2 separate regions of the Homo sapiens genome follow, and region 1 is linked to region 2. A link is an interaction called in ENCODE POLR2A ChIA-PET data of the cell type or tissue named here. Cell type or tissue: IMR-90. All regions are shown on one strand. Links, peaks and the distances in the headings refer to the core of each region. The heading gives the core; the rest is flanking DNA. Region 1 overlaps CAV1 (caveolin 1). Region 2 overlaps COMETT (cytosolic oncogenic antisense to MET transcript).

Region 1 (12,818 bases), core at 3,678-6,177, 52 kb after region 2:
AAGCAATCTTCCCACCTCTTGGCCCCCCAAGTAGCTGAGACTACAGGTGCATGCCATCATGCCTGGCTAATTTTTGTATTTTTTTGTAGACATGAGGTTTCACCATGTTGTCCAGGCTGGTCTCAAGCTTCTGGGCTCAAGTCATCTATCCACCTTGGCCTCCCAAAGTGCTGGGATTACAGGAGTGAGCCACCGTGCTCAGCCTACCTAACACTTTTTTAAATAAAAAGCTAAGTGTGCTAGCCTTTCCTATTATTTCTTATCTTGAATGGTAATTGCGTCTGAGCAGTGCTTTTCTTGTAAGTCTCATACTAACCTGACAATAACCAAAGGTAATTGTCATTCCATGTTTCCTTCCAACCCTTCCAATAAATCACCTACACGAAACAGTCCCTCCTCAGCCTTACCCTGGGTTTCCTCTTGGCTCCTTATTCCTTTCCTTTTGCTCTTCCCTAGGGCTTCTCCAGAATCTCTACCTCCCTCTTAAGATCAAAGCAGGAACCTATTCTGAATGAGTCTAACCAAAGCAGAAGAGGTACAGAATCTTGTATGTGACATTCCTTGAAATATTTCATTGTGCTTCTTTTAAATTATCATTAAATTATTTAGATGCTTAATTTTCTGGAACAATTGACAGACCTAGTTTGAGTCCCCACTTACTCAAGGAGGTATGGCATGTGGATTCATCTATGGGTGTGTTTACAATAGTGACTCAACCTGGAGACCTTGGCCCCTTGGAACTGTGGAATTATTACAAGGGGGGTTTCCATATCCATTATACTCACCAGGCATCTTGGTTTTCCACATCACAGGCTCCCACAAAAATGACAGCTCTATCCTGGTATCTTCTTGTTTTTATATGCTTACCTATGTGTTGCCTACTTAACATATCTGTTTTATTTCAAGTCTTTTAACATCATCTTACTTTGTGTTAAACTTTATCTTATTTTTATGGGCTATTGTAATTTGTCTAAGTCACTTTGCTATTATTTTCATCACAAATGTTAACAAGATCATTGCAATTGGTGTCATTTTTAAGTTGAGAGTCCTCTTAACTTGTTCACGCAAGTTTCTGATAAAATATTAAGTGTGCTATGACTGTGATTCTGGCTGTATGTTAGATACCAAGTTACACCCCAAATCCACAATGCACCTCATCATTCTTTTTTGATGGCTACTTCCTAGTTCTATCTATTCTCAACTGAATAATGATCCTGGTATTTTACACTTAGCCTGTTGATAGGAAAGCTATTTGGAGTCAAATTGATGAGTCTTATATTATTACAGTAAAATCATCTCTTATTATAGGAGGCAAAAGAAGGAAACATATCTGGGAAAAGAGCTGACGTTCATTTCACTTGGCACAGACACCAATAATGGAATTAATGGTGTCTGACTCTTTCAGAGTCATTAATGTGTTGTTATTGTTGTTGTTTTTCTTTTTCCTGAAAAGAGATCTGAGATCTATGAGAAACCACTTCTGAGGCAAAGAGAAATTTCTGTGCTATTGGAATAGAGGGTTAACAGTTATCACCTCCCAGCACACAAAATCTCAGAGCTCTGTGTATTTGCATCTAGAAGCAGTAAAGCCAAAGAGAAGGAAGCAGAGGCTTCGGTTTCTCAAAGCTGTGGCCTTGTCCAGGGTTGGGAGGTTTTGGATTTTTCTTTCGGGCCATTCCCTGATCTAGTCATTCCTCTCAATCTTGCCATAGTGCGGGGATAGATGGGGGGTTCAACAGGCACTCCTTTCACCCCTCCCTTGCCAGGGGACTTCTCCTGTAGCCAGAGACCCACCCCCAGCCTCCACACTCTGGACTTAAGGGCAATGCCAAACAGCAGCAGATGGTATATTTTGGCATTCTGGGAATTTGCCTGTCCTGTCTGCCAGACACCTAGGAGATTAGCCTTATCCCCCATGACCCAGGAGATCATCTGGATGCCACAGCTTGCTTACTGGAAGGTTTAGGAGGATATATTTGTGTCCTCCTCAACCTGGAGACTTAAAAAAAAAGTCTAAATAACAAATATTTTAAATATACACACATATTAGAATGAGTTTTCTCTTCACCTAAGTAAATAGACTAAATGTTTTTGAATTTATTTATTAAGTTCTTGAATTTTTTTTTCCAACAAGATTTTCAAATATGGCCAATAGGGACAAAAGTGGCAAAGGAAGAAAGACACTCAATAATGTAATCCCAGTGTCTTTTCATTCAAAGCACACATTAACTTACTTTAAAAAGAATTTCAGAGTGTCAACTGAATTCAGCATCTATTTTCTGATGTCTGACTCTGCATGGGGCACTGGGCAGCCACAGAAGTGAGGGTGCCATTGCTCTGCTTGAAGGATACAGGCACAAAGTGGGGTGAGAAGGAAGGGAGAGGAGAGAGGACACTGAAGGACAGTGACGCAGGATAGTTGGAAGGCTTTGATGAATGCCACAGCAGAGATAAAAACAAAGGATGGCGGGGGCAAGGAGAAGAGATGCTGATTCTGAGGAGGTCCAGATGTCAGAGGCAAGCTCCAGAGGATGACTGAGGTCTGTCAGGCAGGCTGTGGTACGGCAGGACTCATGACGTGCTCCGTGCCTGGTGCAGGGCTGGTGCTTCCCAAATATTGGTTGAATGCCTGATATGGTTTGGCTGTGTCCCCACCCAAATCTCATCTTGAATTGTAGTTCCCATAATTTTCCCATTTTGTGGGAGATAATTGAATCATGGTGGCGGTTCCCCCATACTGTTCTTGTGGTAGTGATAAGTCCCACGAAATCTGATGCTTTTATAAGGGGTTTCCCCTTTTGATTGGCTCTCAATTCTGTCTTGTCTGCCACCATGTAAGATGTGCCTTTCACCTTCCTCCATGATTGTGAAGCCTCCCCAGGCATGTGGAACTGTGAGTCCATTAAACCTCTTTTTTTAAATACATCACCCAATCCCGGATATGTCTTTATCAGCAGCGTGAAAACAGACTAATATAATGCCCTTTCTGGGACAGTACATTATATGAGAATGACTCTTATTCCTAGCTTTAGACCTAGAGAAATAGAGGGACTTACCCAAAATAGTTTGGTGAATTTGTGGTTATTAATCGTTTTAGACAATTTCTCTTCCTACTAAAAAGCCTCGCTCTCAAGAACAAGCAAGGAAGAGAGATCTGTGAAGCTAACTAAAATAATTAGTGGTGAAATCTAATGAACGCAATTCCACTTCCTTGACATATTTTGGTATGCCCATTTCCAGCCATATATTACTTCTAAGAAGATAGAAAAGATATACAGTGAACCATGATTGCTGAGACATTTTAATTGTTCTTCTTAGAGATTAATGGTGCCTTGTAAAATGCACTATTAAATCTGCTTCTTCCTTCTGGCATTTGTTTTTGAGAACAAATATGTAATTACTAGGGAGGAAGTCTCAGAGAAACGATTTGCCATATTCCATAGGCATTTCTCCTACCAACATAAAACTCAGGTTTTTCTCAATTGTTTCCTGCTTTTACAATGTACTGGTGTGGTCCCACAAATGTCTGTAGAAATTGAGCAGGCAAATTGAGAACCTTATAAGGAGCTGTTTAGTGCAAAGTACCTGTCAGGACCTGCTTCCTTTCCTCATGCTTACCCCTCCCCGTATATCCAGACAGAATCAGCCCCACCCCAGGGTCTCTGGCCAACTTGGGTGATCAGGGGCACTTTAAAGACTTAAGCGATTCTACCTTATCCACCACTGCAACGTGTCTGGTTCTATTTCTAGTCACTGGAAGTTCTACTCTAGTTCTACTCTGGCCACACCTGCCCTGTGTACCCCATTTCTGGTCTTTGGGGCTTAATCCTCCCTGCCCAGCATCCACATTCCTTGAAGCCTGGGGTTTTACATTGGTCCTTCTCTTTCCTCAAACCACTTGCCAAGATCTAGGGTCTGATCCTAGAAGCTCAGACCTGTCACTCCCAACAGAGATCATGTCTGGAATCACCATAAGCTGCTCACCCAGTGTGAGGACACTGTCATCTCTTTCCATATTGTGGCCACACCAATGGCTTCTGGGATCATGACTTATTACAGAGAGGCACTGGAGGACAGTGGTTAAGAATCCGGGCTTTGGAGTTTCACTACCTGGGTTCAAACCCTGACTCTACCACTTCCTGCCTGTGTTGTTCTGGCAATCTGCTAAGCCTGAGTTTCCTTATCTGCAAAAGGAATATGATGGTGATAATAATAATAGTACCCATCTCATAGGGCCATTGGAGGTGTCAGTAAAATGATCTTTGTCACTCAGTCAGCCTATAGGGAGTGCTGGAAGAAGCACCCCATCTCCTGTCTCACTCCCACTTGCACAAACCCCCTTGATTTGCCCCATTGCACCGAGAGCCCTTTAAAGGGGATATCTCATCAGACATGGTTCTGACAAGCGCAGGATGCAGCTTTTCAAAACTTCACTTTTAAATTACTGTGAGACAGAATATTAAGCACATATGTACACCCTCAGAAGTTATTTAAATCTTCTTGAAAGTAAAAACTTTTGGTTTTTTAATTGCCAGCACAGCTAATGAGGATTAAGAGGAAATGGTTGTGTCTTTAAGAATATGTAGTTCCCCTGCCATGAAATAATGACCAACAAGAGACATGACTCCCTTTTTAATGGCTTTTTTTTTTTTTTTTTTTTTTTGAGACGGAGTCTCGCTCTGTTGCCCAGGCCGGACTGCGGACTGCAATGGCGCAATCTCGGCTCACTGCAAGCTCCGCTTCCTGGGTTCACGCCATTCTCCTGCCTCAGCCTCCCGAGTAGCTGGGACTACAGGCGCCCGCCACCGCGCCCGGCTAATTTTTTGTATTTTTAGTAGAGACGGGGTTTCACCTTGTTAGCCAGGATGGTCTCGATCTCCTGACCTCGTGATCCACCCGCCTCGGCCTCCCAAAGTGCTGGGATTACAGGCGTGAGCCACCGCGCCCGGCCTTAATGGCTTTTTTCTGGCCTAAAAAGCCCTCTGTGGGTCGCTGTGGCCTACAAAGAGACAAATGCCTTTGCTGGACAAGGAAGGCCCTGCTGCTCTGGCTTCTGCTAGTATCCCTGGCTCTGGCCACATTGATCCACTGCTGGTGCCCAGAACAGGCCACGACCCCTCAAGGCTCTGGTTGCTCCTGTTGCTCCCTCTGCTGGGACCCTGTTCCTGGTAAACATATGTTCGGCTTTGGAGACTGCTGAGAACTCTCTTCTTTGTGGTTGACTGTGGCCTGTCCTTTGATTACATGACCTCACTCAGGTTTGTTTACATGTCTGTTTCCCCACTAAGCCCTAAACTCTTCAGAGACAAGGGTTATAATTTAACTACTCAGTCCACACCTGAGCCTGATTGGGTCATCACACATGGAAGCACCATGCACATAAATGGTTGTTGGGAGTTGTGGAGCTGGGATATGAGATATCGCAGCCCAGTCCATAATGGAGCAAGTGGCAGGACAGGGAGAACGGTGCTCATGTTACTTTTTTCCTTTGCTTCTTGTCCTCCCAATCTCCTACTTTCTCACTGCTTGGGCTCAGCTTCTTTTTTTAGTCATTGCAAATAAGAAAATGTAATTGTGTTTGACATCTGCACCATGCATGAGATGACCCACTGCCATATCTAGACACAACTTACCTTTTTAAATAAAATCATCACAACATCCTTGCTGGGATCAGGAGAAGTTTATACACTGAATGCAGCTTTTTAAAACGTCACCTTTAAATTGCTATGAGATAGAATATTAGGCACATATGTACAACATCAAAACTTAAGTCTCTTTGAAAATAAAAGCGTCTGGTTCTTAATGGCCAGCCCAACTAATGATGGTTAAAGGGAAACTCGGTTGTGTCTTTAGGAATATGTACTTCCCCTGCCATGAAATAATGACCAACAAGAGACATCTTCTCGAGGTTCAATAAAGAAAACAAGATGTATTTCATATCTGAAACATCAACATAGTTCCCATGAAAGGCAGGAAATTTGTATTCTGTGCAGGTGTAATTCTGTTCTACCAACTAATTCCCTTGGTAGTTGCATAGCCTGTGGATCATGCAGATTTCCTTTAAGGCAAAATTAAAAACACTTCCCCCACCCTAAACAATGGTTTATGTGCAAGCATGCCATTTTATGTTTCCTGGACTAACTGAAAAATAGTTTAAACTATTTTAAACATTTACATCTTTTACTGAGTAGCTGAGAAAATATGTGATGGAAGGATGTCAGTCTCATTAACCCTGTGTTTCAGAGAAAGAAAGATCTGAGGGATGAGTAGATTGGAACATAAGGGATCCTCTTTAAGTTAGGGTGCAGTTTAATGGCTGTGATAAAAGACAGCAGACGAGTGACATTAGAGAAAGGAATCAGGGAAAGGCCTGACATGCCTGGAATGTAGAAATTTTGCCTATTCTGCTAGAAAATAGCATGAGTAGGGACTTCCAGTATATTCCAGGTATAAGAATCAGAGACAGGCCATTGCCAATTCATTTGTGACAATATTGTTTTTTTCCTCCAAATGGGACACTTCTGAGCATGCCTGGATGCTATTACTTGCGGCTGAGTAGTGCTGGCTAGTCTGTATGAGACAACCTAGAATATATGGTCACCCCATTCCTAGGTCACTCTGAGGCTCTAAGCTTGCAGTTGGCTTTAAGCCCAAGTAGCCTGAAGGGATGGAGAACCATTGAGCAAGTTGATTTGGGAGCCCTCCACAGTGTTTCAAAACTCTCTGGCAGGGTTTTAAATGGCCTAACCCGCAAGTATTCTACTGGCAGGGAAAACATCTACAACTTTGCTGTGTATCTTATTTGCTCTCTTCAGGTAGAATCAACCAGGGTGTGTATCTTTTAGCCAACCTTGGGTACAGTCATTTCTAAATCTGACTTCACAGTGTAATCATTTGAAGAACGATCATTTGAAACTCTGAAAAATACAGATACTCAGGCTCCACCTCTAGATATTCTAATTTAATATATCTGGGCCGGGTGCAGTGGCTCACGCCTGTAATCCCAGCACTTTGAGAGGCCGAGGCGAGCGGATCACAAGGTCAGGAGATTGAGACCATCCTGGCTAACACGGTGACACCCTGTCTCTACTAAAAAATAGAAAAAATTAGCCAGCCGTGGTGGCGGGCGCCTGTAGTCCCAGCTACTTGGGAGGCTGAGGCAGGAGAATGGCGTGAACCCGGGAGACGGAGCTTGCAGTGAGCTGAGATCATGCCACTGCACTCCAGCCTGGGTGACAGAGCAAGACATCGTCTCAAAAAAAAAAAAAAAAAAAAAATATATATATATATATATATATATATATATATATCTGAGGTGGGCCCAGGCATCTGTATTTGTAAACATTCCTCTGATTCTTTTGACACCTCGCCAAATTTGATAGTGCTTTTGGGTTTATAAAGAGGCTATGGGGTTTTAAAAAGGCTGCAAATTTCAATTTTTATTTTTATTTTTTTGTGATGGAGTCTCACTCTGTCGCCCAGGCTGGAGTTCAGTGGCTTGATCTTGGCACACTGTAACTTCTGCCTCCCGGGTTAAAGCGATTCTCGTGCCTCAGCCACCAAAGTAGCTGGGACTACAGGTGCATGCCACCATGCCCAGCTAATCTTTTGTATTTTTAGTAGAGACAGGGTTTCACCATGTTGGCCAGGCTGGTCTCAAACTCCTGACCTCAGTTGATCCGCCTGCCTTGGCCTCCCAATCAATGTTTCAATAGGAGGATTAGAAGTTGAGAGCCAGTATGTGAGGAGAGGATATTAAAGAGGAATTGAAATATTTTCTACAATTTAATTACAATTTTTTATGAGACCAAAACAGAAGTAAATTGCCTAAAAATATATATTCCTATTTTGCCTTGTTTATTTGCCCAGAAACAATTTTAAGGTTTATAAATGACGTGTTGTTTGGACTAAAGATATAAAGATAGAAGATTTTAACAGACAGTAGAATTTGGTAAAGGAATCCATCAAAAGTTTGTGAAGGAATCTGCATAAAGAAAGTCAAGGAGATAGCTACAAACTCTATGTAGGCAGCATTTATATCCTGGCTAAAACAATTAGCCGGGAATTGTGGCACATCCCTGTGGTCCCAGTTACTCAGGAGTTGCTTGAGCCCAGGAGGTTGAGGATACAGTGAGCCAAGATTGTGCCATTGCACTCCAGCCGGGGCAACAGAGCAAGATTTTGTCTCAAAAGAAATAAATAAATAAAGAAAAGAAACACAAAATAGTTTGCCCAAAATATTTTTGGGGCGTTCATTTTATTTTTATTTTATTTTATTTTATTTTATTTTATTTTATTTTATTTTATTTTATTTTATTTTATTTATTTTATTTTTTGAGACGGAGTCTCGCTGTGTCACCAGGCTGGAGTGCAGTGGCGCAATCTTGGCTCACTGCAATCTTGGCCTCCTGGGTTCAAGCCATTCTCCTGCCTCAGCTTCCCCAGTAGCTGGGATTAAACACGCGCTACCACACCCAGCTAATTTTTGTATTTTTCATAGAGATGGGGTTTCACCGTGTTGGCCAGGATGATCTTGCTCTCCTAACCTCATGATCCACCAATCTTGAGCTCCCAAAGTGCTGGGATTACAGGAGTGAGTCACTGCGCCCAGCCTTTTTGGGGCATTTATTAACTGCTTTTAGACAAACAATTTTGCTCCCTACATATAAGCTCAAATCTCGTGGACTACTGAGGAAGATAAACCTATGGGCCTAATATTTTCCGTCCCTTCTTCCTCCTTGGTGTCCAGTGGGACTAGAACGCTTTCCAGTTGAAAGAGATCATGAAAGCATTAGGCCATTATGCTGAAACCACACCTGATCTGATTACTTCATGCATGCCTTTTCCTGACTGCTAAAGAAAAAGAATTTTGTGTCGGTCTTTACTTTAGAATCACCACATTCAAGTTTTAGAGAAGACAGTTACAAAAGTTGCAAATATTTGTTTTCTAATCTTGGCACAATCCTCTTGCACTACAACAGGTTGCCTCTGAGCATCTATGTGTTAGGCATAATTTCTAGGGGCTGAGAGTGTCTTTTTTAGAAAGTTGTTTTAAAACAAGTATAGTTTGCAAATCTTTTTCTCTAGGGCCTCAGATTATGGTAAAGAAGATACTAAATATGCAAGGTCTCCAGGGTGTGGAAGAAGAGTGTGTGTATCTTGGAATAAACCATCTTTGTATAAAGACAGCAGCCCTCAACTTTCCCCACAGCCAGGGGGATTATGGAAGGTCCAACCCCGCAGGTGAGCGCACATAGCCCTGTCCTCTTAGAGACCAGCTGTTTCTGGTCATTCCATCACAAAGAGTTATGTTTAAAAGTAGGGCAAACTAAAAAGCAGTTTCATTTGGAATATGAAAGTGTCTGTTATTTTATGGACTTGAGTGGGCAGGATACATAAACAGGTGGTTTTTCAAATTACTGGACTTTCCAGATGCAGCTCACTATTGCAGCTGTTCCTACTTTGAACCCCTTAAAAGTGTAGCCAACCCTGCCGTTAACTGAAAGAATATCCCACATCATGAAGCTTTTCATAATTCAAGGGTACTTGGTGCACCTTGCCTTAAATTTTAATAAATAATATGAAATCATGTTCAGTTAAAACCGAAGTTTTTTGATTGCAGTTAATAGATGGAGGAGGGAAAAGACTCTTTTAGTAAGCATTTAAAATGTATGTAATTTTGGGTTGAACCTGAAAGCATTTCATATGCTTAAGAATGAATAATAGCTGCCATTTTGGTATCATCCTTTGCTCAGTATTCTGAGAACAATTTCCCACTAAAGATGATCATAATGCAATTTTACAAGCTGGGGATTCTGAATTCCACGCATGACTTCATACATGGTAGAATATCAATCACCAACTTGTGAAGCTATCTCCTAAACAAATACACAAGCAAAACTAATACTAATGCCAACAGAAAAAGATATTAACATGGTGCCGAGACAATCTGATCTTTTAAACCTAATGCTAGACAACGAGTTAGTGGGTGCAGCGCACCAGCATGGCACATGTATACATATGTAACTAACCTGCACATTGTGCACATGTACCCTAAAACTTAAAGTATAATAATAATAATAAAAATAAATCTTATGCTTTGATTAGATGTATATCAAATAAATAATAATTTTATAAATGACTGTTATACTGATATTAATCACCAATTGCTCTAGAATGCTTTCAAGTTGAAAGGGATCACGGAGGCATTAAACCTTTGTACTATAACCAAAACTGATCTGATTATCACCTGCGTGCATTTTCTTGACTGTTAAAGAAAAATTTGTGTCTGTGCATATTTAAGAATCATTACATTCCAATTTTAGAAAAGCAAGTTATGAATGCATATTTCTGTTTTTCAACAAAGACCTCCTTTCAGATATCCTGATTTGTCTCAGTGCTAACAGAATCATCTAAACACATTTTTCCTCTCATGACAATAGTCCATGGTGAATCACATAATCTTATCTATTCTTCTTTAATGATACATTTCAAAATATTCACTTTGGGCAGTAACTATGTAAAAAGATGGATAACATTTTAAACTTGTTAGCCCTTAATTTCTATTAATATTACAAAAGAGGAATTGGAGGCCAGCCTGGTAACCATGATGATCCCTTCAAATTCTAAAATTCTGTCATTTTGTGCATGTATGTTTCGATCCACAATGCCACTTCGCATTGTCTTCATTTCACATCTGGACCATGATGCAATTACATCTGAACTCTTTTCTGCTCAACTAGACTGGCTACTTTTCATTACCTTCTGTACCTTCACCAGAGTCATTTTACAAAAACGTCACCTTCATTATACCACACCGATGCTTGCAGTCATTTATGGCTGTCCACTGTTGACATGATGTCCAAACTTATCATGAGTGCTGGATTTACAGACTCCGCATTTTACTATGATCAGTCTTTTCACCTTTATCACCTACCACTCTGCCACATGAAATCTCAAATCCCAGTCTGATTGAGCTACTACAACTCCCTTGTGGGAGACATTCTTGTCTCCATGCCTGGCTCGTTTAGAATGCCTTCCTGTGCTTTTGCCCCAGCTATTTGCAATCCATCTGTCCTCCATGACCCAATTCAAACTGCACCTCCTTCATACCATTCTCCATTAAACCAGCTGCAATACATCCTCCTTCTCTGACCCTGCTATCCTTTTCATGGCTGGGTCTCCCTAACACTTCATATTGATACCATTCCCTATTTAAAAACCTTTTTGTTATGCAATATTCAACACTACTGTATTTACTTTTGATTCCTTATCATATATATTATATTTGGTCTGTTTCCAAAATGATGAGAAGGCTTACAGTAGAGATCACATAAGACAGTATGTCAGTTAAAAGGGGGAAGTGAAAATACAGAACCATATGTGGGAACATGAATTAATGAAACTTAAAATCCAGCTATAGATTTGAAACTGCTTCCTGGCAGTCAAGGCAAAAAAAAAAAAAGGAAAAAGGACCAATCAGTTTCCATGTAGCAGTGACTTACTGTTTTGGTTGTATGTATGTATTTTTTAAAAACACTTTTTACCTGTGTGCATGTCGTCTCACTAACTGTAATCTTTGTGATTGCTAGGATTTATTGTAGGAATTACATAGCAAAGCATCTAATCTAGCATATTGCATGGGTTTAATAAATAAATTAATTGATGGCTAATTTTATCAGAATTATAGATTTGAAGCCATTTTATTTATCTAGAAAATCAAAATAAGTACATAATAAACATGTGAATAACAATGTGAACAAAAGATGACACAGAAATCTCAGAGGGAGAATGAAGGGTTTGAGTTTGTGACCACTTTAATTAAAGGAAATTTTAAAAAGTATTCACAAGCTACTTAATATTTTTGGGTAAATGTCTATATTTGGGTAAATTGTCTCATAATGTGGAGCAGCAAGCTTTTAGTAAGATGAGAAATTAATTTTATTGGAACTGGATTGTATACTATAATGTGTGTCATTATTACTAGTAAAATAGGTAATAATGCTGCACCTTCTTGAATATAAACTCATGCCACACATGAGTTTTCTTTCCTCTCCAGAAATGAAACTGGGGTTTCATTTCTTCTCTAGAGTTTTGTTGTTGTTTTCTTTAACTTGGCAAGGGGATGCTTTTACAATGCAGAGAACACCCTAATCTGGCACTGTCCAATAGAGATTTCTGTGCTGATGGAAATGTTCTATGTCTGTGCCACTAGCTTTACCTGTTGCACACTCACAACGTGGCTAGTGTGACTAAGGAACTGAATTTTAAATTTTACTTGATATTAATTACTTGAAATTTAAATGGAAACACAAATGGCTAGTGATTACCATATTGGACAGAGCAGCTTTTACAGGGCTGCTTGCTTTTAGGACCAACTTTTCCTTACTTGATTGGGTACCTTTAACAGTAGATTCCATTGGCCACTGGTTCTTTCTTATTATGTGAAGTTTTAAGCTACCATGCATTAGCAGTAAAGCTTTGGGTGCTTTTAAGAAGCACCCAAAATTATTGTCATGATTTTTTTAAGAAGTCTGTGTTGTTGGCCAGGTGTAGTGGCTCACATCTGTAATCCCAACACTTTGGGAGGCCAAGACCAGTGGATCACTTGAGGTCAGGAGTTCAAGACCAGCCTGGCCAACATGGTGAAACCCCGTCTCCACTAAAAATACAAATATTAACCCGGCATGGTGGCGTGCACTTGTAGTCCCAGCTACTCAGGAGGCTGAGACAGAAGAATTGCTTGAACCTGGGAGGTGGAGGTTGCAGTGATCCCAGATCATGCCACTGCACTCCAGCCTGGGTGACAGAGTGAGACT
Region 2 (12,818 bases), core at 5,911-8,410:
TACCCCCACTTCAGGGTGTTCTGGAACTCCCATGTGTTAGTAATAATGATTAGCAGAAGGTAATTTAGGACTAAATGGCTCTGTGATTTTTAACTCTCCAAAGGGAATTAGAACAGTAATACCCAGGTGATATTGATTAATAGATTGCCAACCCCTGAAAGATAAGTTTCAGGTGGTATCTGCATATTTTGTCCTTTGTCTGGATCTCAGGAAAATAAACAGGGAGACATTGGACAAGAGAATCAGGAATTTAAAAGGTACTGACAGCCCTGATGAGCCAAGTCTTTTCAGATGAAAGGAGATGGTCATAAATGTAAAAATCTGTACTTGGGCTCAAAAACCCAATTCTAAGGGGATTGAATTGGGAAGACGTATCTTAGCAATGGCGTGTGCGAGGAAGTCTTTTGTGTCAAAAGGATGATAACGTTGTAGCTATGTAGAAAGTAAATAGCAGAAGGGAATGGTTCCGATTTACCCTGAATTGGTCACATGATACCTGTGATACCTGTGATACTCATCACAAACTCAGAGAAGCACAGGGACAGGCAAGTTGCAGCCAGCTCGGAAGAGAGTGACTAAGATGTTGACAGGGCTTGGTATCATGTCATGAAAACAGTCAAATAAACTAACGTAGCTTGGGCTGGAAAGGGAAGACGCACGCACATGTTAGTGTCCCAGTTGAGAGGCTGTTAATATGGAGGTTTAATTTGAGTTGTTTTGCTTGGCCTCACATGGGTGATAATGAACAATGCATAGGGCTTCAGGGCAATAGATACTTGGTTTACTTTAAGAAAGAGTGTTTCCTAACGAGATCATGAATGGTCTGAGATGTGGTCAATTTTCTGACATTGTCAAATTTTGTCTTGAAATTGGCCATAGTGGGAGTATTTACACCGGGAACCAGTGGCAAACACTACTTATCAGGGCTTTTTGTACTCTCTGGAGAGCTGGTTCTTAAACATTTACCAGTGGAACCATTTTAAAATATAGATATACTTTTATATGAACTGCAGTAAAACCAATTGAGCTGAAAAGCCAATTAGAGTAGGCATTTAGGCCTAGGAAGTGTGGTGAGACTAATGAGTTCTAAGCTTCCATTGAAGCTGGAAATCCTGAATATATGCTTCTAACATTTACATGTCTAATTTAATATTTGTTTGTTACTGGTAAGACACAATCATCATGATGAGGAAGGCCCAAACCCATTTTTGCATATGAGATTTAAATGTAGATCTGGGTAATTTAGTAGTTTGGAATAGGTAATGGAATTGCATTTTACTGTGGTCGTTCTGAGTTCCAGTTCTTTCCATCCACTAAGGAGTGGTACAGGAGTGTGCTGGAACTCCTCACAAATGCAGGTGAGAGCTGAGAGTTGACTTTGCACATCTTTTCCCAACTTTGCCTTCAGAGACTTCACATCGGCAGCTTCAAATTGGCCGTAGTGGGCTGGGCATGGTGGCTCACGCCTGTAATCCCAGCACTTTGGTAGGCTGAAGGGAGCAGATCACCTCAGGTCAAGAGTTCAAGACCAGCCTGGCCAACATGGTGAAGCCCTGTCTCTACTAAAAATACAGAAATTAGCCAGGCATGGTGGTGGGCTCCTGTAATCCCAGCTACTCAGGAGGCTGAGGCAGAGAATCACTTGAACTCGGGAGGCGAGTGTTAAAGTGAGCAGAGATCACACCACTGCACTCCAGCCTAGGCAACAGAATGAGACTCTGTCTCAAAAAAATAAATAAATAATTTAAAAAAAGAAATTGGCCACAGTGGGAGGGAGTATTCACACCATGAACTAGTGATAAACACTACAGATCAGGGCTTTTTGTACTCTCTGGAGAGCTGGTTGTTAAACATTTACCAGTGGAATCATTTTAAAATGTAGATATACTTTAATATGAACTGCAGTATATAAAACAGATAGAAGAAGAATGAAGCTAGCAGAACGTGCCCTAAGCCATACTCACTTAGCTTCCTCCCTTGCCACTGCATGTCCTTGCCCCTTGAAAGGCTCTGAGGCACCTCTGCAGCACCCTGTAACACCATGGGATTTAAAACCTCCGGAAAAATAATCCTTTCAGCTCACGCCGGGACTGTATTCTTTTAACTGGTATTTCCCTTTTCCTAGATTTGGGAATACAGACATAAAACAGCAGGGTTTCCCTCAGTTTTATGAGATTGTTTTTCAATAGAATGCCAGAGGGATCAGTTTGAGAACATTGGAAATCTGATTCCTCTAAATACAAGAAAAAATGGTCATAGGAAACAGTGAGTTTCCTCACTTTGTCAATGCTCTTGAAGCAATTGTGAGTTTTCTCTTGTTGAGATGCAAGGCCAGCCCTGGGTGAAGCCAGAAGTTTATGCGTTATAAGGGCACCCCAGACCTTTCCATTAGCATATTACCTTTCTTTCTTGGTTAGACTAGGAACCTGATGCTCCGAGGGAGTAAGATTTGGTGGAATGTTGTAAAGTATTCGGGGGTAGGAGGTAAGAAAAGGAAACTTTATATGATCCACAGATTTTTGGATAGGTTCCTAAAAAAAGGGTGTTGGGGGATTAAAAAGTGGCTGCCTGAGAGGACACTTTGTCTACTTGCTTTTTTGAACTGCAAGGCCTGTTCCGTGAAGTGCCTGAAAATGGCTATAGGAGGATCACAGAGGCTGTCAGGCAGCCGGAACGTAAGTCCAGGCAGCTTGTGTGAAAATCTTGAGGTAACCCTGATGTTTCCAGGGGCCCCCAGTGTTCCTAAGCTGGAGAATAGGAGCATGAATGCCATGACTGCTGCAAAACTTATCAAGCAAAATCGACAATTGTCACTGCTTGTGGAATTCCCTTTCTGTTAAAAATGAACGTGATTTCATGGGCACATATTTTGGTGTAATATTTTCATGGGAATTCTTCTTGTGCTCTGAATTCTGATTTCTTTTAATCTTACCCTTCCCATTTTCCCCAGAATGACAATGGATTCATTTTCCCTTCAAGGTCTTCTAAATCTATCACCTCTTTCCTTGACTTTGTCGCCTGATTTCCCTTCTATAAAGTTCTCTTCTTCAGAGGGAGGGGCAGAGTCACGGCTGGCTAGATTGCGGTCCTTATCTCTGCCCACACTCCTTCCTGTTCCCTTCTCTTGCCAAGCTTCCCTCTTCACTCTGCCCTTAGCTCCAGACCTGGCTTTGGGCTATGAGCCTGTTCTGCCGTGTGTCCCTCAAGCCAGTCCCGTCTCCTGATCAGCAGTGCCCCAGATTCGCTCTTTCCTCCGACTAAACCCATCCCCTTATCTCCCTCCTCTTCAACCTGCTACGTTGCTTGACAATACAGGGGTTAAATCTTTATTTCTTGCCTTTCATTTGCATCCTTTCCTTAAATTATCTAAGGCAAAGACTTTTTAATATTTGTACTGGAGCTGTGTCACAGTAGCGATGTTAAGCACACATCAGAAGATGAAGTATAATGCCACTTTAAGTCTCTTTAAGAGACTTAAGAGGTTAAGGAGAATTGAACATTTTGGCTTCTTCTCAAATGCAGAGAACAATTAAAAGTGTCCCCAAATAATTAACAGAAATTAATTTAGACTTATGAAAAATAAATATTATTCTCTTCTTAGAAGAAAATCAGAAGAGATCAGAAGCAGGGACTTAACTGATTATATAGCTTCAGTTCCTGAGGACGACCAAGTCAATCAAAATTATCATGCCATGCCATTTTGCAATGGATTTAATTATTTCTAATCAAATAATGGATTTATTTGCAATGGATTTGATTATTTTTAATCAAGCAGAAAATCTCCGAGTTCATCAGGTTTAGCTTTTCAAATCTGATGATCTGACACCTAGTGTTAATTTTGAGTACTGCTAAATATTTCACATAAAGTATACAGTACATTGAGTCTCCGTTTTTTATTCCTTTTCGTTTCTTCATATAACTTGAGAGATGTAGTCAGGTTACCATATAGTCTCAGGATAGATGTAGCTTACTTACTGGTGTTCAGAATGCGCAATGCGACCTGAAGTCAGGAAGCTGGGTCCTATCGTTGTGGGCCAACTGTTCCTATGACCTTGGGCAAGTTACTTTCCTCTTTTAGTCTGTGTGCCCTCAGTGGTAAGATGAGAATGACGGAACATATGGAATATATGATTTATCTCTAGGTCTTTTCCAATTCTGGAACCCTGTGTGTTATCTTTTTAAAGCAATAGTTATGTATGCCAGCTCTATTTTGAAGCTTGGAATATGTTCACCCAATAAACCAGAAAATGAAACAGTTGTTACTTGGAGGTGTATGGCTATTCTTTCACTATGTGAAATTCCTTCAAAACATGTTATAACAAAGAATTGAGACAAGATTTTGATGATTTTTAGTAACGCCATCTAATGGAGCTTTGGTTATCATAAAAATATTCTAGCTCTGTGCCGTCCACTCCTTAACCACTAGCCACATGTGGCTACTGAGCACTTGAAATGTAGCTAGTGAGACTGAAGAACTAAATTTTAATTTTGTCTAATGAAAGATTCATTTAAATGTAAGTAGCCACATGTGTCTAGAGGCTGCAGTCTTAGATAATATAGATTTATAGTGTATGGAAACATGAAAATTTCTTGATGAATTTGGGGGTGGTATTCACCAATATACTTAATTTACTTTCTTTACTGATTGGCTGTATATTAATCTTGTTATTTCACATTGACCATTTCCATTTTTGCCTGAATTCACCATACAAGTGCTTTGGGATTGATTCCATAATTGTGTTTTCTCTCAGGGTTTCAGCTATGTAGGTCTGGTTTAATTGAATTTAAATAAAGATGCTTTTTCTAGTTCACAAACAAAGATTGAAACATGCAAAACATTGAGAACATGCTGTCATGCTTAGTAAGATAAATTTCAAAGCCTAACCCCTGCAGTTATTTTTCTAAGCTAATTCTCTGTATTTGAGAGTTCAGGTTTAAACAAAAGCTAGGAGTGTCATGAGATATAAAAATATGTTATTTCCTATTTGTTATGGTGTCTAAAAAAGATAAAATACTTAGACAATTTCCTTAAATTTTATTTAACTTAACAAGTTAGCTTTCTTGTTAATGGGTACCAAAACATAGTTAGATAGGAAGAATAAGTTCTAGTGTTTAATAGCAGAGTAGGGTGACTATAGTTAACAATAATTTATTGTATATTTCAAAATAGCTAGAAGATTTGGAATATTCCCAACACAGAGAAATAATAAGTGTTTGAGTGATAGATATCCCAATTGCCCTGATTTTATCATTACACATTGTATGCATTTATCAAAGTTTCACATGTACCCCAGAAATATGTATGGTCATTATGTATCAATAAAAAATTTAGCTTTCTTAAAATACAGACTTTCTTTTTTTTTTCTTTGTTAAAAGGATAATGGTCTCATTCAAGGATTTTAATAGAAACCTCATCCCAGTTGACTAATTCCAAATTATTTATCATTCGCTATGTTTTCTTGTGTGCTCTTGCAGCTAAAATAAACTCCACTCATTTAACTCTTTCATTAGCATATACTCTGTCGTGATTTCTTCTGTTGCCTTCATTGAAGAGACTAATTCCTTCTGATAAACAACTTCTCTAACACACACACACACACACACCCCTCTAAGACTTAAGGCTTAAGGCGACTGGGAGCAATTTATTACATTGTTGTTGAAAGCATCTTTCTTAGTACGATGCATATGCATGGAAGGGAGGTCTGGCCTAAAATAAGTAAAATGACATGTGATTTATAAAGGTTGGGTGTAATATCTATAATTAATTTTATCTTTTTTACACCTAAGCCCACTCTGCCCCCAAACTTCTGCCTTATTATCAAATTACTGTGCAAAAAAAGAATATCACTCCCATATGTACGTCAAATATTCAGAACTAGTTACTTTGTACATTTTAAAATGTAAAATCCATATGGTTTTCTACCATCCAATTAAGGGATAACCCTTATGTATCCAGAAGAAAAACAGGTAGAAATGTCACCTAAGTAAGTGTTTAATAGTATTATACAAAAATAATTAATATGTTAAATAATGGCCACAACACACTATAAAACCCTGCACTGCCTTCTGAAATGAATATTAAATTTTATTTATGAGAAGTTCAGCATTGTGGATGTGATTGAGTTAAATTTCTTAAAAACTGCTGAAGTTCTGTAACTGTACATGATAGTATGCTCATAATTTTTTTCAGAATATATGATTAGACAGAATATCCTAAGGGAAGTCTCATATACCTACTTTAATTCCACCACCTGAAGGACAATATGAGTTGCCTCTTCTCCCTGGTCGTATTAAGGAACCACAATTTGAAAATGATTTTATCAGCATGAATGCTGTGATTCTGCATTCATTAGAGTGACAAACATTACTCTGCAGATGAAAATACAAATTCTTTAGTAACAAGAAATTCCAGACAGGAATATTGTTGTGCCTGCATATTATACTTATTTATTCCATTAATCTATCCAGATACTTATCTTTTTTCTAAAGAGTAATGTCATTAGTATTGTCTTCTACAGAGTCTTCAGTGATTAAATACACTTATTTCTATGCAGCTTAGTTTTATATCATAAATGTCCAGTAGATGGCAGTGCATGCACTAGAATTCACAGAATATCCTCTCAAACCCTAACCACAGCTATTTTTTAAATCTGCATTTTGGAAACATTGATAAGGTCTCACACAATAAGATTAAAAGTCAGCATTAAGCACTGGCTTCTTATTTTTAGCCTCAGACAACCAATGGAAATGAAACCTGTATCTACATGTTTTATTTCATTGTGTTTGAACAAGATTTTGGCACAATAAAAAAAAAGGGAAATCATTAACTTAAAACATCCTCAAACCCTGAAATGATAAATGCAATAAACCAATATTCTGTAAGTTTTCTTGAATTGTCAGAGGGGGGCAGACTGGAGGGTGTGATTTGCGGATAGGATGCTGCCCTTTAATATGAGTAGCAAAGTCCTGGATAATGCTTGTCCTAGAAACTGTCCTTGTGTGTTGAAGACATAACTTGTAGATGATGTAGGGAGGGTTATTGTTAAATACTGAAAAGTGGCTGTCATACAGGCTTCCAGTCTGATTTGTCAACGTGAAAAACTTGGAGGGCAGTGGGGAGGCTTCGGGAGGGAGGGAGGGAGGGAGAGAGAGAGAATTGATTTTGTTTTCCCCTAAAGGAGAGGAAGTGTCCAGGGAAGCTCTGCCTTTGTGGTTTTTCTTGTGTGCCTCAAAACACTTAGGCAAGATAAAGAACCTCTCTCACTCTACTGGGTAGTAGAGAGGAAGAATCATTGTTTCCAAGAGTCGATGCACTGAGAGCATCCACTAGGCGTTTTGTCAGGCCAGAAATAAGCAAGTGCTAGGCAGCAGGATGTGGTGAGGCCACTGGGTCAGGGGAAGGTTGGGGAGAGCCTGCTCATAATGAAATGACTGGGAATGTACCAGCTGAAGTCCCTGACTCTGTTTGAAACCAGGATGCATACAGCATGGTGTAAAAGAGCATGGAGTACAAACACAGGGAGAGTGAGAGGAGATTAAGCAAGTGTAAGCCAAATCTCCACACCCACACTCACTGGACCCTGAATGCTCTTCTCCTCCTCTAGTTTTCACAAGGCCATCATCTTCTTGGTCTTCAGGTCTCAGACTTACAGTAAATATTTCTCCAATAAGTGAATGAATGGATGATAATGCAGAGAAAATTAACATTCCAATCCCAAGAGTTTGAACGTACAAAAGAGGCAGGAACTACTGCCACGATAATGGTAGCAGGAGGAGAGAGCTCCTCTGTGGGGAGGGTGGCTCTGTGTCCCACTGTACAGAGGCACGGTAGTCAGGATGAGAACCTAAGAAGAGCTCAAGACAACCTTACTTCTGGGTGAAGACTCAAAAGAATTGAAATCAGGGCCTTGAAGAGATATCTGTACCCTCGTGTTCATAGCAGCATTATTCACAACAGCCAGAAGGGGAAAGCCACCCAAATGTCCGTGGATGAATGAATGAATAAACAACATGCAGTATATACATAGAATGGAATATTAGCCTCTAAAAGGACATATGTATTAGTCTGTTTTCACGCTGCTGATAAAGACATACCCAAGACTGGACTGGGCAATTTACAAAAGAAAGAGATTTGCTGCACCCATCAACCCATCATCTAAGTTTTAAACCCTGCATGCATTAGGTATTTGTCCTAATGCTCTCCCTTGCCCCCCACCCTCAACAGGCCCCGGTGTGCAATGTTCCCCTCCCTGTGTCCATGTTTTCTCATGGTTCAGCTCCCACTTATAAGTGAGAACATGCGTTGTTTGGTTTTCTGTTCCTGTGTAAGTTTGCAGAGAATTATGGTTTCCAGCTTCATCCATGTCCCCACAAAGGACATGAACTCATCCTTTTTTATGGCTGCCTAGTATTCCATGGTACATATATGCTATATTTTCTTTATCCAGTCAATTATTGATGGGCATTTGGGTTGGTTCCAACTCTGTGCTATTGTATATAGTGCTGCAATAAACATACATGTGCATGTATACCTATGTAACAAACCTGCACGTTCTGCACATGTATCCCAGAAGTTAAAGTAAAATAAAAAAAAAGAAAAGGCAATTAGAACCAAAAAAAAAAAAAAAAGAAAGAGGTTTAATAGGCTTACAGTTCCACGTGGCTAGGGAGGCCTCATAATCGCGGTGGAAGGTGAAAGGTACTTCTTACATGGCTGCGGCAAGAGCAAGCTTGTGTAGGAGAACTCTCCCTTGTAGAACCATCAGATCTCACGAGACTTACTCACTATCGTGAGAATAGTACAGGAAAGACCTGCCGCTATGATTTAATTACCTCCCACTGGGCCCCTCCCACGACACGTAGAAATTGTGGGAGTTACAATTCAAGATGAGATTTCGGTGGGGACAGAGCCAAACCATATCAATATATATTCTGATACATGCTACGACATGGGTGAACCTTGAGGACATTGTGCTAAGTGAAATAAGCCAGTCACAAAAAGACAAATACTGCTTGATTCCACTTGTATGAGGTATCTAGGGTAGATAAGCTTATAGAAACAGAAATTAGAATGGCGACTGCTAGGGACTCAGAAGAAAGAAATGGGGAATTGTCCAATGAATAGAGTTTCAGTTTTGAAAGATTAAAAAGGTTCTGGAAATTGCTTAACAATGTGAATATACTTTACTAACTGTACACTTAACATGGTTGAGAAGGTAAATATGTTATGTGTATATTTACCACAATTAAAAAAATGTTAAACAGGAAAAAAGAGGTCAAGAGTAGATCATGCAGGGCAGAGTACGTTAGCCAGCATCTCTTTGGGGCTGAGGTTTCTTCCTATATAGTTCAGCTTTGTTTAAGTCTTAGGGATTTATGCATTTTTAGCTCAACACTCGTGCCACCTATGCTAACTGGGCCTTGACCTTACAATACTGCCATCTTGCCAGTTTTGTTAACGGAGGTGCTGCATCTCTTAAAAGGCGCTGGCCTGTTGCCTGTAGGGCTGGGGTCCTGCCTTGTTCTTGCAGTTCCTTTTCTTCTTTCACTTTATCCTTGTGTAGCGGTGGAGTCTAACCTCGAGACCCTGACTTCCTGTTCATTGACTTTCCTAAAGATAACCCCTGCCTGCACTGATTTCCTGGACTATCTGTTCCAATTACAGTGACCAGCTGCCCTGGATTACTGAGGCTGTCCTGATTTTAGCTCTCCAAGTCCTGTAACCTGGGAAATACCTCAGTCCTGGGGCAGTTTAGGGCAGTGGGTCACCCTCTCTGTTACCACCCTCTGTCAGTGTTTCCTCGGTGTTTGACCCTTCAAGTCCTGTCCAGGGGCCCTCAGTGGCAAGGGTGATCCTGGCCAGGGTGCCAACTACACAGCCTGGAGTACTAGGCTGTCCCCAGAGCATACCTAGAGCAACTGATACAGGCAGGGAGGATGAGGAAAAGCTAAGGATGTGGAAGGCATTGAAATTCAAACATGGGAAGTCAAGAAGAGGAAACTCGGTGCTAAGAACTAACATTTAAGAACTGTGCTGATATTTTTATGTGAATGAACTCATTTAATCCTTGCAATCTTATAAATTAGAGACTATAATGATCACCATTTACAGGTGAGAAAACTGAGACAGACAGAGAAGAGGTAATTGTTTATACTGGACTTCGAACTCAGATCATCTGATATGAACTCAGTGGCCCTGGGAGCTTGAGAACAGACTGATATCTGGTCCCACGCCTAGAAAACCTAATGTAGTTGGCTTAGGATATGGCCTGGGTATTGGGATTTTTATAAAATCCCCAGGTGATTTTACTGTGTACCTAGGGTTTTGGAACCATCACAGTTTATAAACCTGGCTTTCTAATAGCTCCTCAATTCTACCTTCCATAAAGGTGAAGGTTCAGAAGACAGGCAGAGCTGGGGAAGTCAGGAACTAAAGGTAGGGCTGGAAGCAATGAGAAAAGTTTCTCCGGTGGTTTCCGTGAATACAGCTGCATGCTGTTGCTTCCTTCTTTTGGCTACTGACCATGGGTAAATCAGACAGGTTTAGATATACCTGGTCAGGACAAATGCCACTGGACCGTCTGTTATCTCTTGACGTCTTTTCCAGTTGTCGTGTCCTACGTGCACATGGGGCCGGGTGTGCCTGACTTTGTACCTTCCCTTTGCATCTGGGCTAGATTAACATCAAACCCTGGCCCCTTCCAGAATTCCTGTCTTCTAAAAGTTACCCTGCCTTAAGAAAAAGACCTTTCTCATCCAACTCCATGACTTTACCCTGTGAAAAGAGCCAGAACCAGGATGTAGATTTTGAGGTTTTACTTGAGATGGGAAGAGTTTACCATGTCCTTGGAAAAATGTATTAGTTATGCATGCCTACACGAGTTATTTATAAGCCTGTGTACCATTCTTAAGTAGCTAATTCCTTTTGTTATTTATCCAGAGAACCTCTCCAAGGTACTAAGAAAGTAGAAACATCCACACTTTGGATGGTTAACTCAACATTGACATTGATTTTTGAGACATTGACATTAACATTGATTTTTAGGCAAAATAATGGAAACTACCAGGCCCCTAGTGCCACAGACTCTTCTCACAACCCTGGGTTTGAGTACTTCCTACAAACCAAATATTGTATAGTAGTCCTGGAACATGGCCTATCTATAATCAAGAAAACCAGGTGTTACAAAGGTCTAATTTCCGATACATTGAGTAAGAATCCAATTCCTGTCAGTGGATGCAGGAGTTTCAAGAAACTTCATTCTTCTTTTGGGGTCAAACTTAAAAGAAGTTTGAAAATGCAATCAATTTCAGATTTCCAGTCACTTTGTTTCCTAAAAAGTTAGAGTTTGTTTTGATAATCCTGTGGTACTGATAGAAATACAGGGATAGATTAATTTTTTTCTTTCTTGGTCTTTTTGGGCCAGGAGAAGTTTTTTGAGACAGCTTGCTGGGATGGGGGTGGAGGTGGCTCTGGTCATAGGACAGGGTGAAGCCCTGGGTGGTATTTGTGAGCCAGTATCAGCAACACTAGTACTGGCCAGTAGTAAGTGAAATGTTAGCAAATCACAGTCACAGGATAAATTCAGCCCACTGCCTATTTTTCCCCCAATAAAACAGTTTAATTGGAACACAGCCATGCCCATTCATTCACCTATTATCTCTGGTTGCTTTAGTGCCAAAATGGCAATGTTCACTCATTGTGACAAAGACCATATGACCTGCAAAGCCTAAAAAATATTTGCTATCTGGTCTAGAAAAAGTTTGTTAAACTCTGTAGTAAGCTATTCACAGAATTAGAAGAGAATTGGTTGAAAAATATTCAACATGTCTATATCAACTTTTGGGAGTCAAGACCTAACTCAAAGAGGCCACCTGTTGGCTTGAAAGTGGCACCCCTGCAATTTGGAGTCAGTTCCTCAAAGGTTAACAGCAGTGAGACACATGCTGGTCTCCAGTTAGCACTTACAGTTTCAGTTTCAAAAACTCATTGTAAAAATAGGCTTATGTTTTTCAGAACTCGATGGAAATTATGAACTAGTATTTGGTACAATTTAGAATTTTGTGCTAGCAAAAAATTGCTCATTGGAGACCTCCTAGAAAATATTGGAGACCTCCTAGAAAATGTTTCCAGGACTGTTGTCTTTTTATTCAGCCTACAGGAATGCTTGACCCTTTCTTTCTTTCTTTCTTTCTTTCTTTCTTTCTTTCTTTCTTTCTTTCTTTCTTTCTTGCTTTCTTGCTTTCTTGCTTTCTTGCTTTCTTGCTTTCTTTCTTGCTTTCTTTCTTCTTTCTTTTTTCTTTCTTTTTTTTTTGGAACTCTGTTGTCCCCTTGGGTCTCATCGTTCTCAGATTTTTTTTTAAACTAGTGAGTCAGACCCCTGTTACAATGAGAAAAATGTTCAGTCTCACAGTCTCTTGCTATCGTGAGAGATGGCACTGAGGCGCAAAGATGTCACTGGATGAACTAAATATAGTCCCAGCAATGCACTGGCTCCCAGGCCCATCCACTCTCTGTAGAGAAGGGCTGCCACATGTCACAAGCCTCCTCCTCTTTCTTTGCCCTGTGCTTTTTACATTGCTCTGAGGAATCTTTCCCCTCAGGGTAGAGCTGATGAAAGAAACATTCCTAAATTCCCTGAAGACATGCTAGACTCGAGAGCTGCATGAACCCTTTTCTGGAGGAAACTCACTGATTGTGGTGACCAAGCAGCATTGGGAGCCTCAAGAAGCCTAGTTAGAGCTTGTTTTCTTTCCTGTCTTTAACAAATTCGCTATGCATTTGGGTGGCTGCACTTAGCCCTGTGACACCACAGGGTGGA

The links. ChIA-PET counts read pairs that join two places held together with the same protein. Peaks named below come from ENCODE experiments on the same cell type or tissue, not always from the same donor. Only the 100,000 strongest peaks of a DNase experiment are listed, where the experiment ranks them.
Region 1: POLR2A ChIA-PET joins it to region 2 with 7 read pairs; 15 of 35 experiments call an interaction of 5 or more read pairs at or near these places.

What each region holds. Positions count from the first base shown.
Region 1 is chr7:116,528,855-116,541,672 of GRCh38, reverse strand. The region is part of intron 2 of CAV1 (caveolin 1); the gene reads right to left. Among named protein-coding and RNA genes, the nearest start is that of CAV1, 10 kb to the right of the region's middle. RefSeq lists an enhancer at 604-898 and a silencer at 604-898. In IMR-90, for the core only: no CTCF peak of the experiment used is centred there; no DNase peak of the experiment used is centred there.
Region 2 is chr7:116,582,964-116,595,781 of GRCh38, reverse strand. The region is part of intron 2 of COMETT (cytosolic oncogenic antisense to MET transcript); the gene reads left to right. Among named protein-coding and RNA genes, the nearest start is that of CAV1, 64 kb to the right of the region's middle. RefSeq lists enhancers at 7,346-7,445, 11,998-12,097. In IMR-90, for the core only: a CTCF peak has its summit at 6,595 (motif pointing right); DNase peaks (open chromatin) are centred at 6,621 and 7,361; H3K27ac peaks cover 1,134 bases.